Regions from separate parts of the Homo sapiens genome. Here region 1 is linked to region 2. Evidence: read pairs that join two places in POLR2A ChIA-PET (ENCODE). Cell type or tissue: PC-9. All regions are shown on one strand. Each heading gives the region's core, and the rest is flanking DNA. Links, peaks and the distances in the headings are about the cores only.

The links. ChIA-PET counts read pairs that join two places held together with the same protein. Peaks named below come from ENCODE experiments on the same cell type or tissue, not always from the same donor. Only the 100,000 strongest peaks of a DNase experiment are listed, where the experiment ranks them.
Region 1: POLR2A ChIA-PET joins it to region 2 with 11 read pairs; 4 of 35 experiments call an interaction of 5 or more read pairs at or near these places.

What each region holds. Positions count from the first base shown.
Region 1 is chr3:57,146,206-57,151,582 of GRCh38, forward strand. All of the region lies in intron 1 of IL17RD (interleukin 17 receptor D), which reads right to left. LOC105377101 (a long non-coding RNA gene) reads right to left here. Exons shown (of 2, transcript XR_940865.3): 2 at 2,262-4,291. Among named protein-coding and RNA genes, the nearest start is that of IL17RD, 16 kb to the right of the region's middle. In PC-9, for the core only: no CTCF peak of the experiment used is centred there; no DNase peak of the experiment used is centred there.
Region 2 is chr3:57,066,450-57,071,826 of GRCh38, forward strand. All of the region lies in intron 1 of SPATA12 (spermatogenesis associated 12), which reads left to right. It also overlaps a transcript of ARHGEF3 not described here. Among named protein-coding and RNA genes, the nearest start is that of SPATA12, 8.5 kb to the left of the region's middle. RefSeq lists an enhancer at 2,261-2,640. In PC-9, for the core only: no CTCF peak of the experiment used is centred there; a DNase peak (open chromatin) is centred at 2,192; H3K4me3 peaks cover 615 bases; H3K27ac peaks cover 4,849 bases.

The sequences.
Region 1 (5,377 bases), core at 109-5,108, 80 kb after region 2:
AATTCTTAGACTTACTAATCAATAATTATTTTAAATTCTTACTTTAAATTCTTATTTATTCACTTAAAACATCTTCCCTAACACTCTCTACTAAGCGACATTTCGCCCACACCTAGCTTTAATATTTCTAGACTTAAAGGCACTAAAACATACTCAGAAGGTAAATCACCAGGTGAAAGATTTAGTCCTTCTCTAAAAAATCCAAAATCAAACAAGTATAAGCTACCACCAAAATAACAAAGGTAAAGAAAAATTATACTTGGGGCTGGGCGCGGTGGCTCATGCCTGTAATCCCAGCACGTTGGAAGGCCAAGGTGGGCAGATCACCTGTGGTTGGGAGTTCGAGACCAGCCTGATCAACATGGAGAAACCCCATCTCTACTAAAAATACAAAATTAGCTGAGCGTGATGGTGCATGCCTGTAATCCCAGCTACTCAGGAGGCTGAAGCAGGAGAATCGCTTGAACCCAGGAGGCAGAGGTTGCGGTGAGCCAAGATTACGCCACTGCACTCCAGCCTGGGCAACAGAGTGAGACTGCATCTCAAAAAAAAAAAAAAAAGAAAGAAAAAAAATTATATAAACGTCAATATTTCGTGTGTGTGTGAGAGGTATTCTTTTTTTTTTTTTTTTTTTTAGATGGAGTCTCTGTCGCCCAGACTGGAGTGCAATGGCACAATCTTGACTCACTGCAACCTATCTATGCCTCCTGGGTTCAAGCAATTATCCTGCCTCAGCTTCCCGAGCAGCTGGGATTACAGGTGCCCAACAACCATGCCCGGCTAATTTTTTTTTTTTTTTTTTTGTATTTTTAGTAGAGACAGGGTTTCACCACATTGGCCAAGCTGGTCTCAAACTCCTGACCTCAGGTGATTCGTCCACCTTGGCCTCCCAAACTGATGGGATCATAGGCTTAACCCACCTGGCTGATAAATGTCAATATTATTAGGATGGAGAAGAATGAGTACATGTATACTGCTGATAAAAAGACTGCAGCCAGTCACTAAGCAGTTACCATGTGGCCAGGCACAGAGCTGGATGTTTTAAAAACAGTATCTTGCTTACATCTTAAAACAAACAACAACCCTGGGAGATGAACTATTAATAACACATTTTACAGATGAAGAAATAGCCTCAGGGAAAAATTTGCCCAAGGTCTCAATAAATGGTAGCAAATGGTGGAGCTGGGATTCGTGAAACAAACCTATTCTTTTCTCAAAACACAATTCCTCCCAGTAAACTGGTTCAGTCATTATACAGGACAAGCTGGTAAACATGTATGAAATGAGAGCCACAAATCCTTTGACCCAGTAATTCCACTTTGGGGAATAAATGCCAAGGAAATAAACCAAAACGGCAAGGGAGATGGGCAGGTAACCCATCTGTATGAAGATGTTCATAGCAGCTTTGTAACAGTAATAACTCGGAAACAGCCCAAATGCCTCATCAAATGTGGGGACAGGACTGGCAAAAAGGGGAGGGGAGCTTACTACATGAACATATCATATGGCCACTAAAAGTGACATGTCTGTGCACTACATCAATACATGGAAATATCTTTGGAAAACAAACATAAGTAAAAAATAACCATAAATAAATAAAACACAGTGATTATAGCAGCTATGCAACAAGATCTGTTTGTGTGTTCAAGGGTAGAAGAATCAGTATGTAATGGAGCTTAATACTCAGTAAGCTTCATTTTTCTTATAAGGTTGAAGTAACCAATTTGTAAAGGCAACACAAGGAAACTCTCCTTAGAGATGTTATGATCCATCCAGGATGTTCTCTTCCTGATCGAAAGAAGTCAAGTTTTCATATAAAAAATAAAGAATGTTGGGCACGGTGGCTCACACCTGTAATCCCAGCACTTTGGGAGGCCAAGGTTGGGGGGGGGGGGGGGGCGATCGCTAGGTCAAGAGTTCAAGACCAGCCTGACCAACACAGTGAAACCCCGTCTCTACTAATACAAAAATTAGCCAGGTGTGGTGGCGCACGCCTGTAATCTCAGCTACTCAGGAGGCTGAGGCAGGAGAATCGCTTGAACCCAGAAGGCAGAGGTTGCAGTGAGCCAAGATGGTGCCACTGCACTCCAGCCTGGGCAACAGAGCGAGACTCTATCTCAAAAAAAAAAAAAAAAGAAAAGAAAAAAGGAAAGAAGACCCACTAATTTTAAACCTACCTCCCCATTTTTACGCTTTCAAGTCAGTCCTATTTTTAAATCAGATTAACAAAACCTCCAGTTATAAGACCATAGCTCACGAAATTTTTTGTTACCCATTTAGCAAATTTATTTAAGAACACATATGTTTACAAATTGGAACATTCTTTCTGCCACCATTTGGTTTGTACTAATAAAAGTCCACACTCCCTGAATCTCATTCTTTTATAACACATTTGGAAAAGTAACACTAAGATAACATAAATCAATGGGGGTCGAGGAGGTGGGTTTAGGAGCGTCTGAACACAAGCCAAGGTAAAGGTCATGTGCTCAAAGCATAAAGCAGGAAGTTTATGCCTAATTGCCTTTTTTATATGCTCTCCTTCCCCAAAAAGGAATACAATATGCCCACACAGATTCTTCATCACACTCTGTCTAGGGAGGCAGGTGGGCCCAGTGAAGCCCAGAACATCCCCACCTCTCTGCACTGAGCTCACCTGGCCCCTCTGATGGCTTCCTGTATATCCTATCACTGCAGAAGAATGGGAGCATAATTCAAGAGCATCCCAACTAACCTCTGCACCTTTTAAAATGAACAAGGTTGGAAGGTTGGGGAAGGAAGTGGGCCAAAGATGGTGCTATCTTTGGAGAAGAAAAAGCAGATTCCTGGCCAGGCGTGGTGGCTCACGCCTGTAGTCCTAGCACTTTGGGAGGCCAAGGCGGGCCGATCATCTGAGGTCAGGAGTTCAAGACCAGCCTGGCCAACATGGTGAAAAATACAAAAATTAGCTGGGTGTGGTGGCACTTGTCTGTCATCCCAGCTACATGGGAGGCTGAGGCAGGAGAATCGCTTGAACCCAGGAGGTGGAAGTTGAAGTGAGCTGAAATCACGCCATTACATTCCAGCCTGGGTGACAAGAGCGAAACTCCATCTCAAAAAAAAAAAAAAAAGCCGATTCCTTCACTCGGCAGAATTGTCCTCTGCCTGGGCAGATCTCAGGTGAGTCTTCATCCCAAGGTTCCTTCTTCTCTGTACTTACCCATATTGGTAAGTCCTGTCCATGTTTCCATTTTACCCAATGTTTGGGATGACTTACTATTGTCCCTCGAGTATAAAGTACCACGGTGTGCATCCTGCACAGAGCCAAAGCTCCATGATATCACCATGTCTACCTTTGAGGGTGAGCTGTCCAATAGGGTAGCCTCTAGCCATGTGTGATGATTTAAATTTAAATTAAGTTTAAGTAAAATTAAACATTCAGTTCCTTAGTTGTGCTAGCCACATTTCAGGTACTCAGTAGCCAAAAGTGGTTGATGGTTACTGAATTGAACGGTGCTGGGAAGAACATTTTTTGTCACAGGAAGTTCTGTTGGATAGCACTGGGCTAAAGAGTTCAGCACCTGCCCACGCCTGCCTCTGCAATAACAGGTGACACTCTCTCATAGCTGGGCAGCTCTTCCCAGCTGTCACCAGGCACCACAGGCCATCTCAACTGACACCTAGATAACTCAGTTTCACCTGGGCAGCATATTTATTTTTATTTACACAGTACAATTGACAGTTTTTGGTGTATGGGTCCACAAGTTATATGCATATATATGTATGTATCCACTGCTATAATCAGTATACAGAACAGTCCCATCAACCCAAAAAATTCCCTTGTACTGCCCCTTGGTAGTCAAGCCCTCCCTCCATCCCTCCAAAACCCTGGCAATCACTAATCTGGCAGCTTTTTTAAAAACTCAGATTCCTGGCCTTCCCCTGGAAATCCCACTTAAGCAGGTCTGGGGTGAGGCCCGGAATCTCCCCCCACTCCAAGAATGCTCCTCAGGTGATTCTGGTGTTCAGCCAGGTTTGGGAATCTTTGGGGTAATTGCCTAATCTGAGTTTAATTTAATTATCTCCAAAGTGCTGTCTAGTCTCGCCTCTTTCCACCCCCCATTAGTTGCTTTGTTGCACATGGCAGCCGTCCATCTGAGACAGGGTGCTTGGAAGGCAGGGCAAGCCCGACTGCTGGGGGCATGGGCAGGGTAAGAACTCTGCAGCTCCGGTTTCTGGCAGAGAGAGGCCTCTCCGAGTCACAAGGATTCTCATCTTAATCCCTTCCTGGCTCTTTGTGCCATGGAATCCTCATCTGGAAAAAAGGGAACCACATCAGAAATAATTGTCTACCTCCGAGGCTTGCTGGGAAGTGATGACTTAGGTAACATGTTCAAAGGCTGGGCAGTCAGGACGAAAGGTACACTGTCCCGGATATGTCATCGCCTCACCAGATTTCCTCTGGATGGAACTCTCCTCACCCTCTTTACCTGATGGATGTGAGAGATCGGGACTCAAATTACAATAAAATTGCAGACTTTTTGAAAATAAACAAAAACTCAAAATATTTTTTCCTCCTAAATTCATGATCCCAAGGGTGAGGTACCAAATTCCATTTTTAAAGAGGAATTCAGAAGAGTCAGCATCTTCTCAGAAAACCTCCTCTGCTCAGAAAGTAAACAATTACGAAGGGGGCCAAAACTTGAGTTTAGCCATTCTCCTCTGGCTTGCTCCTGCTCTGCTGAGGATTCCTGGAAAACACTTTGAAAAGTTTAAGATGATCAAAGAAAAGGCATGGCCAACACAAGAAATGCTATCATTTAATATCACATGTTTATTTAGCCCCTCCAAGCCAAAGAGGGAAGATTGTTTGAAAGGGAGAGAATGCCTGCTTAATCAACTAAAAATGCATTCATTACTATGCTATTCACTGCGGCTTTCCTGAAATCAGACACTTTTGCCCCTAGACCATAAGATTGAAGCGATTTGAAATGAAAATATTTCCTGTCCACTGCTTGCCAGTTTCTAGCCCCAGAGTGATATAACAGATGACATCCAGTACAATAAATGCTTTTATTAACCATAAATTTGAGACTGCTTTAGGGATTTGAAGTGTTGGGTTTCATGCTGAAAAAATGTAATGTTATCCACAGACCATCAGTGAGTAACAAAAACAGAGGCACAGGTTATGCTACTTTGATCAAATTATGGCAAAAAATTGTCTTTTGCATTTAAAATAGTAGTTGCATTCAGGGCATATCTTCAAGGAGCACCACAATAATTTAATCATATGTCTTGGAGAGTTTCATGGAAATTCATCCTGAGTGCAAATTTATAGAACCAGCAGCTTCTGTTAAACAGATAGGAAGCTCAAAAGTGTTATGAGGCTAAGAGGGCTGAG
Region 2 (5,377 bases), core at 183-5,182:
ACGGGGTTTCACCATGTTGGCTAGGCTGGTCTTGAACTCCTGACCTCAAGTGATCCATCCGCCTCGGCCTCCCAAAGTGCTGGGACTATTGGCGTGAGCCACCGCGCCCAGGCTTTTGCCTTTTTCCTTTCTTCTGAACAACCTCAAACAGTATTTTACCCACTGTGATGATTAATTTTATGTGTCAACTTGGCTAGACCATGGTAACCAGCTATTTGGTCAAACATTCTAGACATTTCTGTGAAGGTATTTTTTAGATGAGATTAACATTTAAATCAGTGGACTTAGAGTAAAGCAGATTATTCTCCATGATGTGGTGGGCTTTATCCAATCAGCTATAAGCCTTAATAGAAAAAGACCGACCTCCCAGAGCAGGAAGAATTCTACCCAGAGAGCCTTTGGGCTCACTGCAACTCTTCCCTGGGTCTCCGGCCTGCCAGTCTACCTTGCTGATTTTTGACTCACCTGGCCTCCACAATCACATGAGCCAATTCCTAAAAATCAACCTCTCAATAGATAGATGAGCGATTGATTGACACACATCCTGTTGGTTCTGTTTCTCTCCAAACCCTAATACACACCCAAAATAAGTGATTTTCCAATAGAAATTGTCTGTAAGGACCTGTACTTGCATGAAATTTCAAGTCACCAGATAAATGAATAAAAATATATTTTTTAAAAACCACAAAATATGGCAACCCAGAAAGAATAACATTTGTCGGCCAGGCGCGGTGGCTCACGCCTGTAATCCCAGTACTTTGGGAGGCCAAGGCGGGTGGATCACAAGGTCAGGAGATCGAGACTATCCTGGCTAACACGGTGAAACCCTGTCTCTTCTAAAAATACAAAAACAAAATTAGCCGGGCGTGGTGGCGGGCGCCTGTACTCCCAGTTACTCGGGAGGCTGAGGCGGGAGAATGGCGTGAACCCAGGAGGCAGAGCTTATAGTGAGCCAAGATTGCGCCACTGCACTCCAGCCTGGGTGACAGCAAGACTCTGTCTCAAAATAATAATAATAATAATAATAATAATAATAATAATATTTGTCTATATACTGATCAAAGCTATCATAGTAGATATATTTGTTTTCAAATGCAACTTTAGGGTGGGTGCAGTGGCTCACACCTGTAATCCCAGCACACTGGGAGGCTGAGGCCAGAAAATCACATGAGGCCAGGAGTTTGAGACCAGCCTGGGTAATACAGAGAGACCCAGTCTCTACAAAAAATTTAAAAAATTAGCCGGCGTGAGACCAGGCACGGTGGCTCATGCCTGTAATCCCAGCACTTTGAGAGGCCGAGGCGGGCGGATCATGAGGTCAGGAGATCGAGACCATTGGCTAACACGGTGAAACCCCGTCTCTACTAAAAAAAAAAAACAAAACAAAAAAATTAGCCAGGCAAAGTGGCGGGCTCCTGTGGTCCCAGCTACTCAGAAGGCTGAGGTAGGAGAATGGCGTGAACCTGGGAGGCAGAGCTTGCAGTGAGCCAAGATCACACCACTGCACTCCAGCCTGGGCGACAGAGCAAGACTCCGTCTCAAAAAAAACAAAAACAAACAAACAACAACAAAAAATTAGCCGGTGTGGTGGCATGCACCTGTAGTCCCAGTTACTCTGGAGGCCAAGGCAAGAGGATCACTTGAGCCCAGAGGACACTAGACACGCATAGGGTAACTATTGTTTCACCAAATAATTCAGATATGCGCGCACACACACATACACACACACACACACACACACCAGGTTACCAGGTTGCAGTCTATGTTTTACAATAGGTCACAGTCAAAAACATGGGAGAAGCCACCATACTCCACCACACAATAAATGCTTAATAAAATTTGGTAGCATCATCATTCTTATCTCACTCTAAAAGGTAATACGTTCATTTTCTTCATTAGCATTTATTATCACAATAAAATAGAGCTTCTAACACATTTATCAATGCTGCCACTCACTGCAGTGCTGTTTAAGAGTCATTGCACCTCCCTAAATTAACTTGCCAATTCTCTCGCCTCAAAAGGACTCAGGCAATCATTTAAATAATTTCTGACTCACAAAGCTGGCCAAGGATTAGCGAGGCCCTGCCCAGCCCAGAACACATGAAATGTGAGTGATTTGTTAAGAAAACCATTTGAGTTTGCAAGACTGCACAGGGCTTTTATAAAACTAAAGCCATGCTGGAGAGAAACAGTCCTCCCCACCCCCTTGGGAGATGTGTCATAGAGATAGGTCACACAAGGTCAGCCAAGCTGTACCTTCTGAGACTGGGCAGGAACTGAAGCGCCAAACCTCAACTGTGTAACGTGCTTCCTTGTTTTGGGGTTAGGTTATATCATTGTGTTTTTCCCCTAACTTTCCATGTGCACACACACGCACACACCCCCCTCACTAAAGGATGGAAACAAAATCCCTATGAACTGCCGGTTCCAACAACTTAAATAAGGGAATCTGCTAAGGCAAAAGATCTGATTTTTTTTTTTTTTTTTTCTGAGACCGAGTCTCGCTGTATCACCCAAGCTGGAGTGCTATGACGTGATCTTGGCTCACCGTAACCTCTGCCTCCCAGGTTCAAGCAATTCTCTGCCTCAGCCTCTCTCTAGTAACTGGGATTACAGGCACTCACCACCACGTCTGGATAATTTTTGTATTTTTAGCAGAGACGGGGTTTCACCATCTTGGCCAGGCTGGTCTTGAACTCCTGACCTCGTGATCCACTTGCCTCAGCCTCCCAAAGTGCTAGGATTACAGGCGTGAGCCACCACGCCTGGCCTAGATCTGAGATTTTGAAGACCTCAAAACATATATTCTATTGCATGTAAGTTTCTCTTCTCCCAGAAACAAACTAAAAACACAGTCCAAATTCATGCTTTTTTAAATTGCTTTTTTGAAACAACTGCAATAAATAACTCTAATCTCTGTCTCTCAAACACACACACACACACACACACACACACACACACATTGTTTGTTTAAAATGAGAGCTCCTCACCCCAGATGAGTTGAGGTATGAATGGATTTGAAGTTTCAAATGTAGTTTCCCAGGTTGTTCTTTAAGTTTAGAAAACAAGGTTCCAAGTGATACAAATATAGGCACTCCATTTTTTATTATTTCTTTCTTGAAAATAAAATCATGTATTTGTGCTGTGCCAAAGCATTACATCTGGAACACATAAGTACATGTCAGGGTGTAAACTAAGCTTTTTTTTTTCTTTTGAGACAGGGTCTTGCTCTGTCGCCAAGCTGGAGTGCATTAGTGTGAGCACAGCTCATTGCAGCGTCAAACAACGGGGCTCAAGCTATCCTCCCACCTTAGCCTTCCAAGTATGTGGGACTACAGACATGTGCCGTCACACCCAACTAATTTTTAATTGTTTTATAGAAATAGAGTCTCGCTTTGCTGCCCAGGCGGGTCTCAAACTCCTAGCCTGAGGCAATGCTCCCACTTCAACCTCCCAAAGTGCTGGGATTACAGGCATGAGCCACTGCGCCTGGCCTAAACTAAACTTTTAATATGTGATATTACTCCCTTTTTATTTTTATTCCATTCTTCAAACTATGATGTGAGTGAATTGGGGGTGAGGGGCTAAGATTGTTTTAGCAGCAGAACTCTTTCCTCAAATGAAATTGTACCCCTTTGCCCAACAGATAAAACAAGATAAAATGGAGCCTGGCTTCAATTCTCCTATCACCACCTGGTGCCTCCAGGGCTGTGGGGTCTCCCAGTTCCCACCACACTTCTCCAGGCATGAAGCAAGGGGTTATGGGAGTATCTTAGAGATCTCCATCCCATCCTTAGCATGAAGGAAAGCCAGATCTGTCATATGTGTGTCCAGGTGCCAGATGCACTCCCATTTCACAAATTCAGGAGTTAAATGTCTTACCCAAGCCTTAAATTAGACACTACAGTATACTGTGTTACTTTCTTCAAAAAGGAAAGAGACATTTACATCGCTGGAGTTTTGTCTGTGCAGTTTGATGGATGGGTCTCAGAGTGCCTACTCAGCAGACTCAATGACTAGGGAAGCTGAGTGAGCAGTGCCACCAGCAAAAAGGAATTTAGGTTCCACAGTTAATATTGTTAAGATGGCAAAACTCCCCAAGTGATCTACAGAGTCAATGTAACCCCTGTCAAAATCTCAGGTCTCTTTTTGCAGAAACTAACAAGCTGATCCTAAAATTCATAGGGAGATCCAGAACAGCCAAAATAATCTAGAAAAAGAAGGTCAGGCTGGGCACAGTGGCTAACACCTATAATCCCAGCACTTTGGCAGGCCAAGGTGGGAGGACTACTTGAGCCCAGGAGTTTGAGACCAGCCTGGGTAACACAGCCAGACCCAGTCTCTACCAAAAATAAATAAATAAAAATTAAAAATTAGCTGGGTATGGTTGCACACATCTGTAGTCCCAGCTACTTGGGAGGCTGAGGTGGGAGGATTGCTTGAGCCCAGGAGGTCGAGGCTACAGTGAGCAGTGATCATGCCACTGCACTTCAGCCTGGGTGACAGAGCAAGACTCTGTCACAAAAAAAAAAAAAAAAGAAAGAAAGAAAGAAAAAAGAAAAAGAAGGACAAAGTTGGAGGATTCATACTTCCTGATTTCAAAACTTACTACAAAGCTATAGTAGTCAAGACAGTATAGACAGCAATACTGGCATAAGGATAGACATATAGATGAATGGACTAGAATTGAGAATGCAGAAATAAATGCTTACATTTATAGTAAATTGATTTTTGACAAGAGTGTCAAAACAATTTAATGGGGAAGAAGAGTCTTTTCAACACATGGTTCTGGGACAACAGGATTTCCATATGCAAAAAATGAAGCTAGACCCCTACCTCACACCACATACAAACATCAAATCAAAACAGATCAAAGTTCTAAATCTAAGAGCTAAAACTATAAAACTCTTATAAGAATATATAGGCATATGGCTGGGCGTGGTGGCTCATGCCTGTAATCCCAGCACTTTGGGAGGCTAAGGTGGGCAGATCATGAGGTCAGGAGTTCCAGACCAGCCTGGCCAACATGGTGAAACCCCGTCTCTACTAAAAATACAAAAATCAGCTGGGTGTGATGATGCACACCTGTAGTCCCAGCTACTTGAGAGGCTGAGGCAGGAGAATCATTTGAAACCGGAAGGTGGAGGTTGTAGTGAGCCGAGATCATGCCACTATACTCCAGCCTGGGTGAAAGAGCAAAACTCCATCTCAAAAAAAAAAAAAAAAATATGCCTTAGGCATAAGTTTTCATGACCTTGCATCAGGCAAAGGTTTCTTACGTATGACACCAAAAGCACAGGAAACCCAAGAAAAATAGATAAATTGAACTTCACCAAAATTAAAACCTGGCACTTCAAAGAACACCATCAAGAAAGTG